Linked DNA regions of Homo sapiens: region 2 is linked to region 1. A link is a loop called in an ENCODE intact Hi-C map of the cell type or tissue named here. Cell type or tissue: Caco-2. All regions are shown on one strand.

Region 1 (8,000 bases):
TTTCTTTGGTGTTTTCCCCCTTTAATTTTCTAACTATTCTATCAAAATAACAATATGTGAGGTGGCCAAGATTCAGTTATCCTGATGACATCAAATTAATTTTTTTTGAGAATTCCCAATGATGAAATTATCTCTTCACAGAAACTTCTTTTAAAATGTTGAGAAATTTGTGCTATTGTAACATAAAGACAAATAGGATTTGATATCACAATGTGGCTTAAAAATAGTTATGTAAACAATCTTAAATATAAATTTTTATTTGAAACAAATGACTGAAATAGTATATTTGGAAGTATTTAGAAATTTCTGGTTATATCAAGACCAGTAGTATCTCTGTTAAATATGTATTTTTCCTAACTACAGATATTTTTATTTATTATAAGATTTACAGGAAAAGAAAAAATGCCCACTCTTCACCTCTTTTCACAGATAGTTTCACTTTTTTATCTCCTTAACAAAGCCATTTCCATAAATAGATCACTGCCAAGTTGTTTGAAAATTAGGGTAAAATAAAAGGCCTGCATTCTTGGAAATCTCATTTTAATGAGATTTACAATAATGATTAAATACTGTTGATATTTTTCAAATGTTGCTTGATATGGACTTAGTTTTGGTTGTATAATTTCACAAAGATTATTTTACTTTACTAAAAACACTTAAATTCCAAATTCCATCTCTTCTGCATTTTTAATCTTCTTTGTTTCTGTTTTGTCACTACACTCTTTGAAATAACCTGATATCAGGCAGAGTTTACCCACTAGAGAATAAAATGAGGATCATACTATTGAGGAGTGTTTTTTCTTTTTTTGTTTTTTTTTTTGAGACAGAGTCTCATTCTGTCGCTAGGGTGGAGTGCAGTGGCGCGATCTTGACCCACTGCAAGGTGCAACCTCCACCTCCTGGATTCAAACGATTCTCATGCCTCAGCCTCCCGAGTAGCTGGGATTACAGGCACATGCCACCATACCCAGCTAATTTTTTTGTATTTTTGGTAGAGACGGGGTTTCACCATGTTGGCCAGAGGAGTGTTGTTTTGACAGATAAACATGGTAAGCTTGGTTGTTTTCTTCCTGAATGTTTTGAAATAAAAGAGGATTGAAATTTTATTCCTCAATAGAAATTAAGAATAATTATATAACTCTTGTACAATTTTATTGATGTTAGGCAATGAAGACAGAAAAGAAATGTTAAGTTTTTCTCCTTCCAGATGTAACTGATGCTGCAATGGCCGTGACATTCAGGAATATGAAAGTTTTCATCGTTTGTTTATACCTTTGGTCATACTGGCATAATTTTTTTTGTTTGTTTTAAATGAGATTATTGCTCTAGAAAAGAAAAACTTAATAAAACCTTGTGTTTGAAAATAAAATTTTGTCAGAATTTCAGCCAACAAGATTTCCTGTGTGATGCACAACTAATATTTCAGTGTTGCTGTTCCTCAAAGATTGGGTTTTAGGGTGCATGCAGCTCAGGACAGAATTATATCAAACCAAAAGCATATGCAGTCTACATGTGATTTGTTTGGATGATATGCAAAGATATGAATTGTGTATTTTAATCAGTATACTTTAGTTTCATTTTACAAAAAGAAAAATTAGCTCAGTCTAAATCTGAAATAAATACAGACATTTACAGGCACCTGTTTGAATCATCATGATTAGGTTTATTTTATGATATATTAATATTATTAAAATTCCCAGTAAGAAGAAGTCACATTTAATATACAATATTTGAGTGGATTGTGTGTGCTTATTAATAGTGTCACAGTTTAAGTAAAACTATTAAGCCGCCATCTTTACATACTTGGTTTTACCTTTTTGGATGTCTTGGGCAAAGGTTCAAGGTATTTCTTTTCAGGTAAATAATTTGTAACTGCTGTTAATTAAAATATAGTTCTCTAAAATAGAACCCATTTAGAAATAATAATAGTTGGAAATAAACAACATGGAAAACTAGATGATTTGTGGTTCAAATTTACTGATAGATAAGTTAAACATTAGAGCCATAAAGTGTAAATTTGCGTAGCATTTAACAAGCTTTAGAAGAGCATTAAAAGTAACCTATATGTAATATGCAATACGAATAGAGCTTCACAGAGCCCCAGAGGAAGCTGAAAATGTAGTTCAGGATGCTTCAGGCTGTCTGAGATGTTGAGATTATGTTCCACAAAGACCAAAATAAGGTTTCAGCAAGGTTTTCTTGCAACATGTAAGTTTTCCAGATGAAGAGAAATGGACATATATTAAATTTCCAGCAGCTTAAAAATGCAGTCATTTGTAAGTGATTAAAATGGACGTTGTTTTTAGTTTTTCTGTAGTAGTTGGCATTCCTTAACTGGTTTTTATATTAAACCAGTTATGTTAAAAAACAAACATGTATACAGTGTGCCTATCTTGTCACTATGTTAATAGAAAATCATTCAAAAATTAAAGGAAAGAAAAGTAAAACCATTATAATAAAAGATTGTGAGAGCTGCTTGAGAGTTGTGGGGAGTAATCTTGCATCACATCTATTAGGATTGTCAAAAAAAAAAAGACAAAAAATAAACAATATAAAATAGAGTTTACATAGTACTCTTTTCTTTAGATGTTTTTTGGAAGTCTCACATGTTGTCAACTTATGTATTTTTTATATAAAGTGACCTGTAACTAAAATTTTAAGAATTTAGTTCTGCCATTGTCTTGAAATTAAGCAGGTAAAAACACAACCTCTCTGGGTCTCAGTGTTTTTCATCTTAAAATGGATGACTTCCATCCAAAGATTTCTAAATTCTCTTTCAGCTCCAAAACACTATGAGAAACTATGGAACTATGAAGTTCCATCTGAAAATTTTTAAGAACATGGAAACTGATTGTGCTACTCAGCTTTTCTGGTGGGTATCAGCTGTGCAACGAAGAGTGTTGAACAGTATGTTATTTCTTACCCTCTAGGAGAGTGGTCCCCACACTGTGGGCTGCAGACCTCTGAGGAATGTTGGACTTTTTCCAAAAGTTTCTCAAATTCACATGTGTATTAAACACATGTTTCTTTACACGTATGTACTATAGATGTTTTTGATGTATGTGGTGTCTCTTATGATTAGAATAAAAACATACATCCATTTAGAAGTGTTATAAAGTTGTCACAGAATTCACCATAATTCTTAAGTCATTATGTCACCAATGGATGAGAAAAGTAAAATCAATATCTTAAATCTGTGAGGATATTTTAATGCTAAAATTGGATGGACCTCTTGTGTACTCACTGGAGGTACATTAGTTGCATATAATGTGAACTATTAAGCATTGCCTTGGAAGATGTGCCATTAATATTTTTCCAGGAGATTTGGAGTATTTTATTCCATTTGAACACTTAGTTGGGGTTATGGCTCCATTTCCTGTCAGAGTATTTGAAATATCCCATTAGCTTACTGTTAGTAGTTGTCTTAGGAACTTCTTACTAACGGTGAATAGTAACCGCTATTTGTTGAGCATTTACTAAGCACTGTGTGTGTGTGTGTGTGTGTGTGTGTGTGTGTGAGAGAGAGAGAGAGAGAGAGAGAGAGAGAGAAAGAGAGAGACAGTCTGTGGGTTATTCCCATTTGACAGATTGGAATATTAAGGCAAAAAGATACTAAGTATTTTGTCCAATACCTCATAGCCATTGACAGAGATGGGAATAAAAATTGGCCTATGTAACATCACCAAAGCCCACGCAGTGCCTGTGGGAAAAATGAATTTCAGATTTAGCTTAATGTCACACACACACAGCCCACAAGGAAATGCCTGACAATTACGCTCCATGTTCTGAAACTGACGTGTCATCATCACCACAGAATTGCCACTTTATGCCTCAGTTTACCCAACTTCAAAGTAGAGAAACATTTCATCATTTAATTTTACTTGCTAGGATAATGTATGAATTAGTTAATGCTTATAAAGAAGTGATTTGATGAGGGGAAAGCTCTATCTAAATGCTAAGTATTATTTATTATTCATGTAAGCATATTACTGTACCCTTCAATCACCTTTTTTGGATGTTTCAAATGGGCAATTACTGTCTCTTTGTGTAAAGCTTTAAAAATTTTTAATTTAAATTAAAAGTTAATCTAATTTAGGAAAACTCTGCCAGCTGGAATGGAACACAGACTTTTTTTTCCCCCTTTTCCAAACAAAACAGCAATTCAGAATAGACTCTCTTTTAATATAGTAATGTGGATAGGCTTTCCTGGGCTAGCGGTATTAGGAATGAGGGCTAATTAGTAATGGCTGTTTTGTAATGCTGGTAATCTATGTGTTAGGATTAGTGCTGATAATATATCTGATTAGGTGGAATTAACTGATATTTAGAAGGATGGAGATTCTTTTGTTTATGAAATCTCCATTTTGGGGTTACGATGTGTAGCTGGAGTGGCTGAGTCCTTGAAATCAAGTTAACATGGCTTTCCCATAACACAGTGCCCATATATGAGTAGAGCCAGGAAGCAATGAGGGTCATTTGAGCTCAAGAAGACCTTTACATCTTAAGGCCTCAGTAAGGAGCCCTACAAATAGTGAAAATCAGAGTTCAAAGGTCAGAAATGTCAAGTATGCTTTAAAAGGAGAAGACATATTTACCTGAGCTCTTCAGTTAACATCCAGCAGTCCTTGATGGGAAAATTCTTTCTATGTAGCACTTTCTGTCACATGCCTGTTGACTCAAAAGTAACTGGTTTTCGTTTTAAAATAGAAAATGAAAAATGTATCATTGAAAGAAATCACTGTTTTAATTCCTCTCCCCTACAAATTTGCATGTTCAACCTTCCTTTTAAAGTAACCATTTTTAAATGTTCCCTAGCACTTAAATTTTAAGGAAATATGCTTAGAAATCACATTATTCAGTTGCACAGTTTCAGTTGCCCAGCAGTATCATTAAATCCTCTGGAGTGATTCCAGTCCCACAAAAATTAGGGACCCCTTTACATTGTTTCCATATTCAAATGGAAATCTTTTTGCAAGTTAGTAATTAAAGTATTTAACCTCTCTCTCCCTCCATTTATTAGAAAACTCTTTTTTCTTTATTTTTTCAATTACAAAAAAACTGCTAAAGCCAATCAAGCATTTATTTTGATAAACCGCTTGTAACAGTCTCAGCTAAATTCTGCAAATACCAAAAAAAAAAAAAAAGCTAAATAATCACCCTGAGCAGATTTTGCGGAGACCTTGCTCAACCTGTTCAGGGATAATTATGCCGAGCTTTTAGTATGGGGCAAAGGAAAACATAAAATTAAGGCATGAAAGAAAGTCTACCTATTTTGAGAAAATACTGGGATAATTGGTACTCTTTTTATTACCATTTTATTATAGAAAGATATTGTCTTGTCATGAAATATAGGTTTACAGCAATGAAACAGTACTATTCGGGGTGGAAAGAACTTCTGTGTTAGATGGATTGATTTAAAATGTAATAAAAATAGCAAATTGCTAAATAGTGAATCGCTAAATAGTCAAGTTAGAGTTCATTATTTAAATGACTCCTTTTTCTTTTCTTTTTAATCATATGATGTTCATAATTGCTTTGTTTCTGACAAGTACGTTACAGGGACTTTTTTCTTCTTTTTTCTTTTTTCTTTCAGAGTAGCCTTTGGTTTGGAGCTACAACCATAACTTTCTTTGAGAAATGGAAACATCAGGAATGGTACCACTACATGCAAGGTGCTAGGAGTAGAAAGCAATAGACAGATTCACAATGTTATAAATGGTGGTGATATGAAATGTGACCCTGATAATGGTTATGTGGTGCTTTGGAAATTTACCTCTCTTACAGACTTTGTCCTTTTGTATGTGAAGGTGACACTGAACAGTGTGTCTGAACAGAATGATGTGTAATCTGTAGTTCTTTATATCTTATCAGCTGCAGATCCTGGTTTTGTGGAGCCTGAAGCTTGCACAACATGGGGGCCGTGTTTTAATGAGAACAATAGTACAAAATTAAAAATGCAAAACTAGGTACAGGCATTGGAAGGGGCCAGTATTTAGTGAGGATCAGCTTCATTACGCTTCATGGTAGATCTGTCTCTGCTGATTACATATGTGAAAACTGAGAATGGGTATTTGAAAGCTTCATTTGGACCAGGCTTATTCAATTTGTGTTGGTAGATATTCATGGCTGGGAGGACAGCACTGGTTCTATTTTTAGAAATTTTAACAAGTGCTACTTTCCCAGCACTGATGGTACAAATCACAGAGCTGGGGGCGAGGTTGCAAAATCTGGATGACTCAGTTTCCAAAATTACAGTTTTTCTACTTATATTGATAGTACTTACACCAGAAGGTGCTAGCTCTTTGATCAAATACTGAATTGTGAGGAAATCAGATTCAAGTGTCATGTTAAAGTTAAAGTCATGAAGGGAAGAGAAACCAGAGCTGACTCGACTGGTAAGAAATCTTAATAAAAATGGGGACATTTGTAACAATAATTAAGGCAGGGAAATGCTGATTAGCGTTCAGCTACTCTAGTGAGAAGCAAAAAGCACCAATAAAGCAGATATTCTTCGTCTGGATGCCTTGCTTCCTCAGTGAGTCAGTCCCAAAGGGGCCTCCCCTCATGCCACTGTATACTCTGCTGGGAGCTTTGTCGGCTAAAGCTTCTAATATCTACAGTGGCTTCTCTTGCAGCACTTTGGTTTCCAGGGAACCATCCGCAGGTTCTACTGATTTGTCAGTATCTTTACACTCAGCCTCTGGTTGCACCAGGCATTCATCTTTGGTAGTTGCAGTGTGTGTTTGGGCCCTCCTGTGTCCAGATTATGCTTTGAATCAGCACATATTTATTGACTAACTGTAGGGTACACAACTATGGTAAAGATGATAATACGTAATCTTACCTTTGGGTAGCTGCTTGCAATTTATGAAATACCTTTATATCCATTACTTTCCTTGCTTCTCACAATTCCAAGAGGTAAGCAGACTCAGTGCTGTAATTCACATATTACAGAAGACAAAACTGAGATTAAGGAAATTGCCCAGGTCAAACAATTAAGAAGTTGCAGAGGACTTGAGCCCTGAGCTACTGACTCAATAGATATTTTTTTTAACCATTACATGGACCTTGCAATTTATTAGGGAGATAAGAAATGCAAATTTTTTTCCCTTAAATGCATGTGTATCTTTATATAGAGATATATTTCCTTAGTAATTGTACTATAAGAAAGCATCAAGAAAGTGTCTAAATAAAGCACCCAGTGAAGAGTTGTACATCTAGTGTGTTCCAGAAATATGAATTGATTAGACTTGATATATGTCTATTAAGCACTTGGAGAGTACAGGGCACTGTTTTAGAGCCCTTGTTAATTGATTATCATGGCTGTGTGTTGTTTTGGGCCCTGGGCCCTGTTTCAGTGAGAAGATAGAGCTATCAGAGGAAAAGCCATCAGTAGTTTTAGACACTAGACTTCTCTCTGCTTTCACAAAATGCCATCCCAGATTCAGAGGCATTTCTTATCCTCAAATGGAACATCTTCACATACCACAGTGTTCCATTTCCCTCTTCCAATGGCCTCCATTGCTTGTAACCTTGACTGAACTCTCCCCTTTTTGCATTCTCTATAAATCTGCTAGTCACCACTCCCACAACATAGCCTATTATGACATTGCTGCAACCTAGCCTCTGAATTCTGGATTTCATCTTCTCTCATCCAGGCTGATGTGTTCTGAAACTAGAGCTTCCAGACCCTTCTGAGTTCTCACTGTCGCCATTCTGCGACAAATCCTGCTTCTTGTTATCCTATGAAACTATATTTCAGAGCCCTGCCCCAGTGTCCCCTTCCTTCTTTCTCTTCTTCAAGTGAAACTGCTCAAAGACCTCATTATTCACATGCTTCCACATCTGTACCCTTAACAGCCTTCCAAATGATTTGAACAGCCTCACTTTTTTGTCAGTTACATAAGGAAGTGCCTTCCTTATGTCACTGTGGTGAAATTATTTTCTCAATTTATTCTGTTTCAAAAAGAACAAAAAATGTTCCTCCAGCGTTATAACTA
Region 2 (8,000 bases), 150 kb before region 1:
AATCTATAACAAAGTATCAAGGACTGAAACCCCCATCATAAATCAGCTCAGTCTCTGATTGGCTTGTGGTGATCTATGCTACTCTAATTTCCCACCACATCTATCCTACTCTAGGTGATTCTCTGAAGGAACATAAATAACATCTTCTAGAGTTTCTACAATGTTTAATACACAATATCCAGCAGCTATTCAAAAATTACCTGCCACACAATGGAAAAGGACTCGATTTTTTAAATCCAAAACCAAAACCACAATAACAAAAAATGATAGCAACACACACACAGGCAACCAAGATGTAGGAATTGCCTGAGATTAATGTTTAAATAACTGTTATTGGTATGTTTTTAAATGATAAAGTGAAAATTTTCACCTGAGAAATAGAATCTATAACAAAATATCAAGTAAAATCTAGAACTTAAAAAGAGAAGAACTGAAATGCAAGACTCAGTAGATGGGTATAAACCCAGATTGGAGACATAAAAAGAGGATTAGTCAGGTTGCGAATAACAGTAGAAAATACAAGGACTATGACATGAATATAAAAGAAAATTAAATATGCAGAAAAGTACATAAAAGATGTAGCAAAAATACATACATATGTGTAACTGGTATTTCAGAAAGAAAGAAAAGAGAGATTGTGGCTAAAGTAGTATTTTAAAATATTGGCCAAGAATTTTCCAAAACTAATGAAATAAGTCACAGCTTCAAGAACAACAAAACCCTAGCAGAGTGAACAAAAAGTAAATCATACCTAGTAAAAACATTCAAAACCTAATGAAAACGAAAGAGCATGCAATCTTAAAAGTACTTAAAGGGGAAAAGAGCACATTTACCTTGAAAGGAGCATTTTTATCATGGCTTCTCAAATGACACAGCTGAAGATGAATCACACTTGAAAAACACGTTTAAAATACTGAAAGAAAATGACTACCAATCTGTAATTCTATATCCAGCTAATATTTCTTTCAAAATAAAACGTAAAATAAATTATAAACTTATGAAAGCTTTTAAATTATTTAAAATTCAAAGCTAAATTATTTAAATATTTAAATCTATGATCAACTTTGAGTTAACTTTTCCATAAGGTATGACATTTAGGTTAAGTTTTCTTTTTTCTTATTTTGCCTATGTTTATTCAATTGCTTCAGTGCTGTGTGTTGAAAATGTTACTCTTCCTCCACTAAATTGCTTTTACACTTATGTTCAGATAATTTGGCCATATTGTATGGTGCTGTTTCTAAGATCTCAATTCTGTTTCATTACTTTTTGTAACTTAATAACACACAGTCTTGATTATTATAATATCTACAAATGATTGAAATTGGGCTAAGAGATTTCTCCCATTTTATTCTTCTTCAGAATTGTTTTTACTATTCGAGTCATAGTGTATAAATATTTTTATATATTGCTTAATTCTTTTTGCTAATGGCTTGTAAAGAATTTATGTATCTCTATACATGAAGGATTTTGTTGTGTAGTTTTCTTTTTTATACTGATTTTGTTTGGTTTGAGAAAGTGACTTCATAGAATGAACTGGGATGTGTTCTCTCCTCCTTCATTTTCTGGAAGAGCTTATGTAAAATTGGTGTAAATTCTTCCTTTAGCTTTTGGTATAACTTTTTAGTGAAGGTATCTGGGTCTGGATTTTTTGGAACGTTTTTAATTATAATTTCAATTCCTTCAAAATTATAGGCAGTAGGGTTTTATAAGACTATTCAAATTATCTATTTCATATTGAAAGAGTTGTGGTAATGTGTAGTTTTCAAGGAAATCTCCTTTATTATTATTATATTTATTTCCTCTAAGGTGTCCAACTTATATATAGAGAATTGTTTGTAGTATTCCTTTATAATTATTTGATTCTCTTATAATTCTTATTATCTTATAATTATTTTGTTATCTCAATATTTTATACTGTATGGTAATTAATGTCTTCTCTATATTTTATCATTTTTATCGGTTGTTTCAAAAACTAGCCTTTTGTTTTTAATTCTTTTCTCTATCATTTTCTCTTTTCAATATCATTGACTTCTCTTTATTATTTTCTTCCTTCACTTATTTTGGGTTTAGGTTGCTCCCCTGTTTTTAGATTCTTGAGACAGTAGCTTATATTATCTACTTGATACTTTTCCTCTTTTCTTTTAAGGCAGGATCTCACTCTGTCACCCAGGCTGCCCAGGTAATTTTTTTTTATTTTTAGTAGAGGTGGGGTTTTGCCATGTTGCCAGGCTCTTTTTCCTCTTTTCTAATGTAAGTATTAAATGCTACAAATTTTCTTTCCAGCACTGCTTTAGCTACATGTTACAAATTTTGAAATGTTATGTTTTTGTTTACATTTAGTTTACTGTGTTTTTTAAAGTGTCCCCAGACTTTCTCTTTGATTCATGGATTATTTAGAAACATATGATCTGTTTTTCAAATGTTAGGAAAACTTTTTGATTGTCGTTGTTGTTACTGATTTCTATTTTGATTTCTTTGTGGTCAGACGACACAGTCTGTATGTTTTCAATTCTTGTATATTTGTTGAGGTTTGTTTTATGGCCCACGATATGAACTACCTTGATATATGTTCTATGAGAGTCTGTAAAACATGTGTATTCTGCTGTTTAGGGGAATAGTCAACAAAATTTTATTTGTTTCTGTTGGTTGATGATACTGTTGAGTTTTTTCTATAGCCTTGCCAATATTTTTTTTTCTTTTTTTTTTTTTTGGAGACGGAGTCTCGCTCTGTCGCCCAGGCTGGAGTGCAGTGGTGCGATCTCGGTTCACTGCAAGCTCCGCCTCCCGGGTTCACGCCATTCTCCTGCCTCAGCCTCCCGAGTAGCTGGGACTACAGCCTCCCGCCACAACGCCCGGCTAATTTTTTGTATTTTTAGTAGAGACGGGGTGTCACCGTGTTAGCCAGGATGTCTCGATCTCCTGACCTCTTGATCCGCCCACCTCGGCCTCCCAAAGTGCTGGCATTACAGGCGGGAGCCACTGCGCCCGGCCTTTAGTCTAGTTTTTATGTCAATTGTTGAAAAAGGGGTATTGAAGTTTCCAGCTCTAATGGTGGATTTATGTATTTTTCATTTAAGTTTTATCAGTTTAGGCTTCATGGATTTTGAAACTGCTGTTGATATGGCACATATACATTCAGAATTATTACGTCTTCTTGCTGTATAGACACTTTTATAATTACGGAATGTTCCTCTAATAATAATCTTTGATTCGAAGTTTACATTTTTGCTCTTCTAAAAATACATATTTTTAAGTGAATTTCTTGTATGCAGAATAGAGTTGTATCATGTTTTCTTATCCACTGTTTCATAAAGGTCTTTTAATTGGTGTATTTAGACCATTTACAATAATGAGATTGTCAGAGGCATTTGAACCAGAGCAATTCCATCTTGAACAGGGGCTAGGTAGAATGAGGTTAAAACCTACTGGGCTGCATTCCCAGGAGGTTAGGCATTCTAAGTCACAGGAAGAGATAGAGGTCAGCAAGAGATACAGGTCATAAATACCTTGCTGATAAAACAGGCTGCAGTACAGAAGCTGGCGAAAGTCCACCAAACCAAGATGGCAATGAGAGTGACCTCTGGTCACTCTCACTGCTCATTATATGCTAATTATAATGCATTAGCATGCTAAAAGACACTTCCACTAGTGCCATGCCAGTTTAACAATGCCATGGCAACATCAGGAAGTTACCCCATATGGTCTAAAAAGAGGAGGAACCGTCAGTTCCGGGAATTGTCCACCCCTTTCCCAGAAAACTCATGAATAATCCACCTGTTATTTAGCATGTAATCAAGAAATAACCATAAAAGTGGCCAACCAGCAGCTCATGCTGCTGCTCTGCCTGTGAAGTAACCATTCTTTATTCATTTACTTTCTTAATAAACTTGCTTTCATTTTACTCCATGAACTCAACCCAAATTATTTCTTGCACAAGTTCCAAGAGTCTTCTTTTGGGGTCTGGACTGGGGCCCCTTTCCAGTAACAAGATGAGAATGTAGAAACTTAAATCTGCCATTTACTTTTGGTTTTCTGTTTGTTCTTTCTCTTTTTCATATCAATTTTCTTATTCTTGCCTCTCTACAAGTTACTTGAACATTTTTAGAATTCCATTTGATTAATATAGGATGTTTTGAGTGTACTATTTTGTGTATCTTTTTAGTGATCATTTTAGGCATTACATTACACAGATATTACTTATCAAAGTCTACTGGCATCAGCAATTTACCAGTTGGAGTGAAGTTTAGAAACCTATCTCTCTCTCCCATTTATAATATTAGTATAGTTGTCCTAAATTAGTATAGTTGTCCTAAATATTTTCTCTACAGATATTGAAAGCCAGACACTTAAAATTTTATCTTCAATAATCAAAATATAACTTTAAAAATTTAAGAAAAAATAGGACAGTTTATTGCATTTACTCATTTTTTTTAAATTATGTTCGTTCCTTTCTTCTTTTATAATTTTCTTTCCATTTAGGGAACTTCCTTTAGGCATTTTTTTAAGGTAGGTCTCCTTGCAACAAATTAATTTTTTCTTCATCTGAGAATGTCTTGATTTACTACATGACTGAAAAATATTTTCATTAGATGTGGAATTTTAGTTTGACACTTGTTTTCTTTTACTGCCTTTTAATACTGTGCCACTTCCTTTTGGCCTCCATGATTTCTAATAAGAAATCTACTGTTTTCCACTATGGATAATGTGTCATTTATCTCTCTCTGGCTGCTTTATATATTTTCTCCTTGTCTTTAGTTTTCTGAAGGTTGACAATGAGGTGTTTTAGCGTAAATTACTTTAGGTTCGTCCTATTTGTCATTGAGCTTCTTAAATTTCTAGTTTTTTTTTTTTTTTTTTTTTTTTTGCCTGATTTGGAAATTTTTCTGCCGTTATTTCGTTGAACAAACTCAGAGGACCACCTTCTTTTTTCTTTCCTTCCGAAACTTTGATGACACAAATGTTAGATCACTTATTACAGTCCCACGGGTCACTACGACTCTGCTTATTTTCTTCAGTCTATTTTCTTTACATTGTTCAGATAATTTCTATTGTTCTATCTTCAAGTTGAATGATTCGTTCTTATTTTTTGTCTATTGTGTTGTTGAACCCATTCCCTAAGGCTTTTATTTTCGATTTTGCGTACTTTCAGTTCAAAAATTTGCTTGGTTCTTTATAATCTTCTATTTATTTGCTGAAACTTTCTATTTATTGTTTGTTTGTTTCAAGCAAGTTTATAACTGCTCACTGAAAATTTTTTTTATCTTGGTTGTTTTAAATTCCTTGTCTAATAATTCTAACATCTATGTCATCTCTTTGTTGACATTTGTTGACCTGATAGCTGGGGTGGCATCAGAGGACTCAAAGTGGAGTCTCAAAACTTTTACCACTGCTCAGCAATAACAAAGCCATAAGATCTTAGAATGTGGAACATTATTAAGATAAAGAAGGAAAGTATATAATGATAAAAATGTTCCATTCATCAATAATCTTATTAATGCTAATTTTGCATGTACAATTATTAATAAGAGCTTAAAAATATATGAAACAAAACTAAGAGAAAATAAGCAGAAATAGAAAATTCACATTTATAATTGGATACTTCAACATTCCTAAGTAATCAATACAACAAGTAGACATAAAATCAATAAGGATTCAGAAGTCCTGAGCAATATTATCAACCAGCTTGATCCCATTGATATTTATGGGACACTTCACATGAAAATAACAAAGTATATATTCTTTCTAAGCACAATTGGAGCTTTCACAAGCTGGACCATTTTCTGGACATAATACAAACTGTAACAATTTTAAAAAGACTAAGATGATGACATTGTTTTCACCCTAAGGGAATCAAACAAGAAATCAATAACAGAATGATATCTGGAAAATACCTGAATATTTTGAAAATAAAAAATACAATTCCAAATAATATATGGGTGAAAGAGGAAATCGTTGAAGAAATTAGAAAATATTTTGAATTGAAGGAAAATGAAACAATATAGCAAAATTGTGGGATGTAGCTGGAACAGAGCTTAAAAGAAATTATATCAATAAATGCATATAATAGAGAAGAAATATCTCAAATCAATTTTCTAAGCTTTCATCTGAAGCAATCAGAAAAAGAGGAACAACTAAAACCCAAAGTGAGCAGAAAAAAAATAAAAGTACAGTAAAAATCAAGTAAATTGATAAGAAGAATTAAAGAAAAATCAAGAAAACCAAACCTAGTTATTTGAAAAAAATTTTAAAAATTTATAAACCACTAGTCGAAACAGCACACACACAAAAGTAGGCAGACTTACCAGTATCAGCAATGAAAGAGAGAGTATCATTAAAGACTTTTCAGCCATGAGTAGGATAATAAGAGCCTATTATGAAAAATTGTATGCCCCAAAATTCAACAACATAAGTGAGATGAACCAATTGCCTGAAAGATACAAAATCCCAAAGCTTATATAAAAATAAACAGATAAACTGCATAGATTTCTATTGATAAGTGACATTAATCATAGTTAAAATCTTCCAAGAAAGAAAACTCCAGGCACTAATGGCATTACTAGAAAATTCTACCAAATATGTTAGAAGGAAATGTTAATTCTACACAAACTTTTCTAGAATATAGAAGAGAAGGGAGCATCCCATTGCATTTTATGAGACCAGAAAAATCCTGAGCAAGTCATTACAGTAAAAGAAAATTACAATCTAAAATTATGGATATAACTTAAAAATCAGCAAATTGAATTCAGCAGTATATCAAAAATATACTAGTGCTTATATTAAATGTAAAACATTACAATACTCCAATTAAACAACTAAGATAGGTATGTTTAAAAAAATCAATAAAATCAATATATATGCCACTTAAACACATTTTAAATAATATGTGAACACAGAATTATTTTTAATAATTTTAACTTTTATTTTAGATTCAGGGGTTAAGTGTGCAGGTTTGTTACATGAGTTTATTGTGTGACACTGAGGTTTGGGGTATAAATGATCCCACCGCCTAGTAGAGAGCATAGTAGCTGACAGGCAGTTTCTAATCCCTTTCTCCTTTCGCTCTTGCCCCACTCTAGTAGTCCCCAGTGTCTATTGTTTCCATCTTTATGTCCATGTGTACCCAGAGCTTAGCTCCCACTTATAAGTGAGAATATGCAGTACTTGGTGTTCTGTTTCTGTGTTAATTTGCCCAGAATGATGACCTCCAGCTGTATCCATACCACTACAAAAGACATAATTTTATGCTTTGTTATGGCTGCATAGAATTCCATGGTGTATATGTACCACATTTCGTTTATCCAATCCACCATTGATAGGCATCAAGGTTGATTCCATGTCTTGGTTATTATGAACAGCACTGCAGTAAACATACAGGTCCATGTGTCTTTTTGGTACAACAATTTCTTTTCCTTTGGATGTATACCCAGTAATGGGATTGCTAAGTCGATGGTAGTTCTGTTTTAAATTCTTTGAGAAATCTTCAAACTGCTTTCCACAGTGGCTAAACTAATTTATATTCCCACTAACATGTAAGTGTTCCATCTTCTCCACAGCCTTGCCGGCATCTGTTGTTTTATGAATTTTTCCTGATAGCCATTCTGACTGGCGTGAGGTGTGGTTTTGATTTGCATTTCTCTGATATTTAGTGATATAGAGCATTTTTTATATGTTTGTTGGGCACTTCTGTGTCTTCCTTTGAGAAGTATCTGTTCATATGTTTTGCCTACCTTTTAAATGGGTTGTTTGGTTTTTGTTTGTTAGATTGTTTAAGTTCCTTATAGATTCTACATATTAGACTTTTTCAGATGAATAATTTATGAATATTTTCTCCCATTCTGTAGATTGTCTGTTTACTCTGTCGATAGTTTATTTTGTTTTGCAGAAGCTGTTTAGTTTAATTAGGTCCCACTTGTCAATTTTTGTTTTTGTTGCAGTTGCTTTTGAGGGCTTATTCATAAATTATTTCCCAAAGGCAATGTCCAGAATGGTATTTCCTGGGT

Evidence for each region. Peaks named below come from ENCODE experiments on the same cell type or tissue, not always from the same donor. Only the 100,000 strongest peaks of a DNase experiment are listed, where the experiment ranks them.
Region 2: a loop joins it to region 1, with 9 times the contacts of the local background. A loop is called at or near these places in 1 of 110 quality-filtered maps.

The regions. Positions count from the first base shown.
Region 1 is chr2:163,700,175-163,708,174 of GRCh38, reverse strand. All of the region lies in intron 2 of FIGN (fidgetin, microtubule severing factor), which reads left to right. LOC107985957 (a long non-coding RNA gene) reads left to right here. Exons shown (of 2, transcript XR_001739759.2): 1 at 1-2,872; 2 at 5,594-8,000. Among named protein-coding and RNA genes, the nearest start is that of FIGN, 32 kb to the left of the region's middle. In Caco-2, no CTCF peak of the experiment used is centred here; no DNase peak of the experiment used is centred here.
Region 2 is chr2:163,845,694-163,853,693 of GRCh38, reverse strand. No RefSeq gene overlaps it. Among named protein-coding and RNA genes, the nearest start is that of FIGN, 110 kb to the right of the region's middle. In Caco-2, no CTCF peak of the experiment used is centred here; a DNase peak (open chromatin) is centred at 3,443.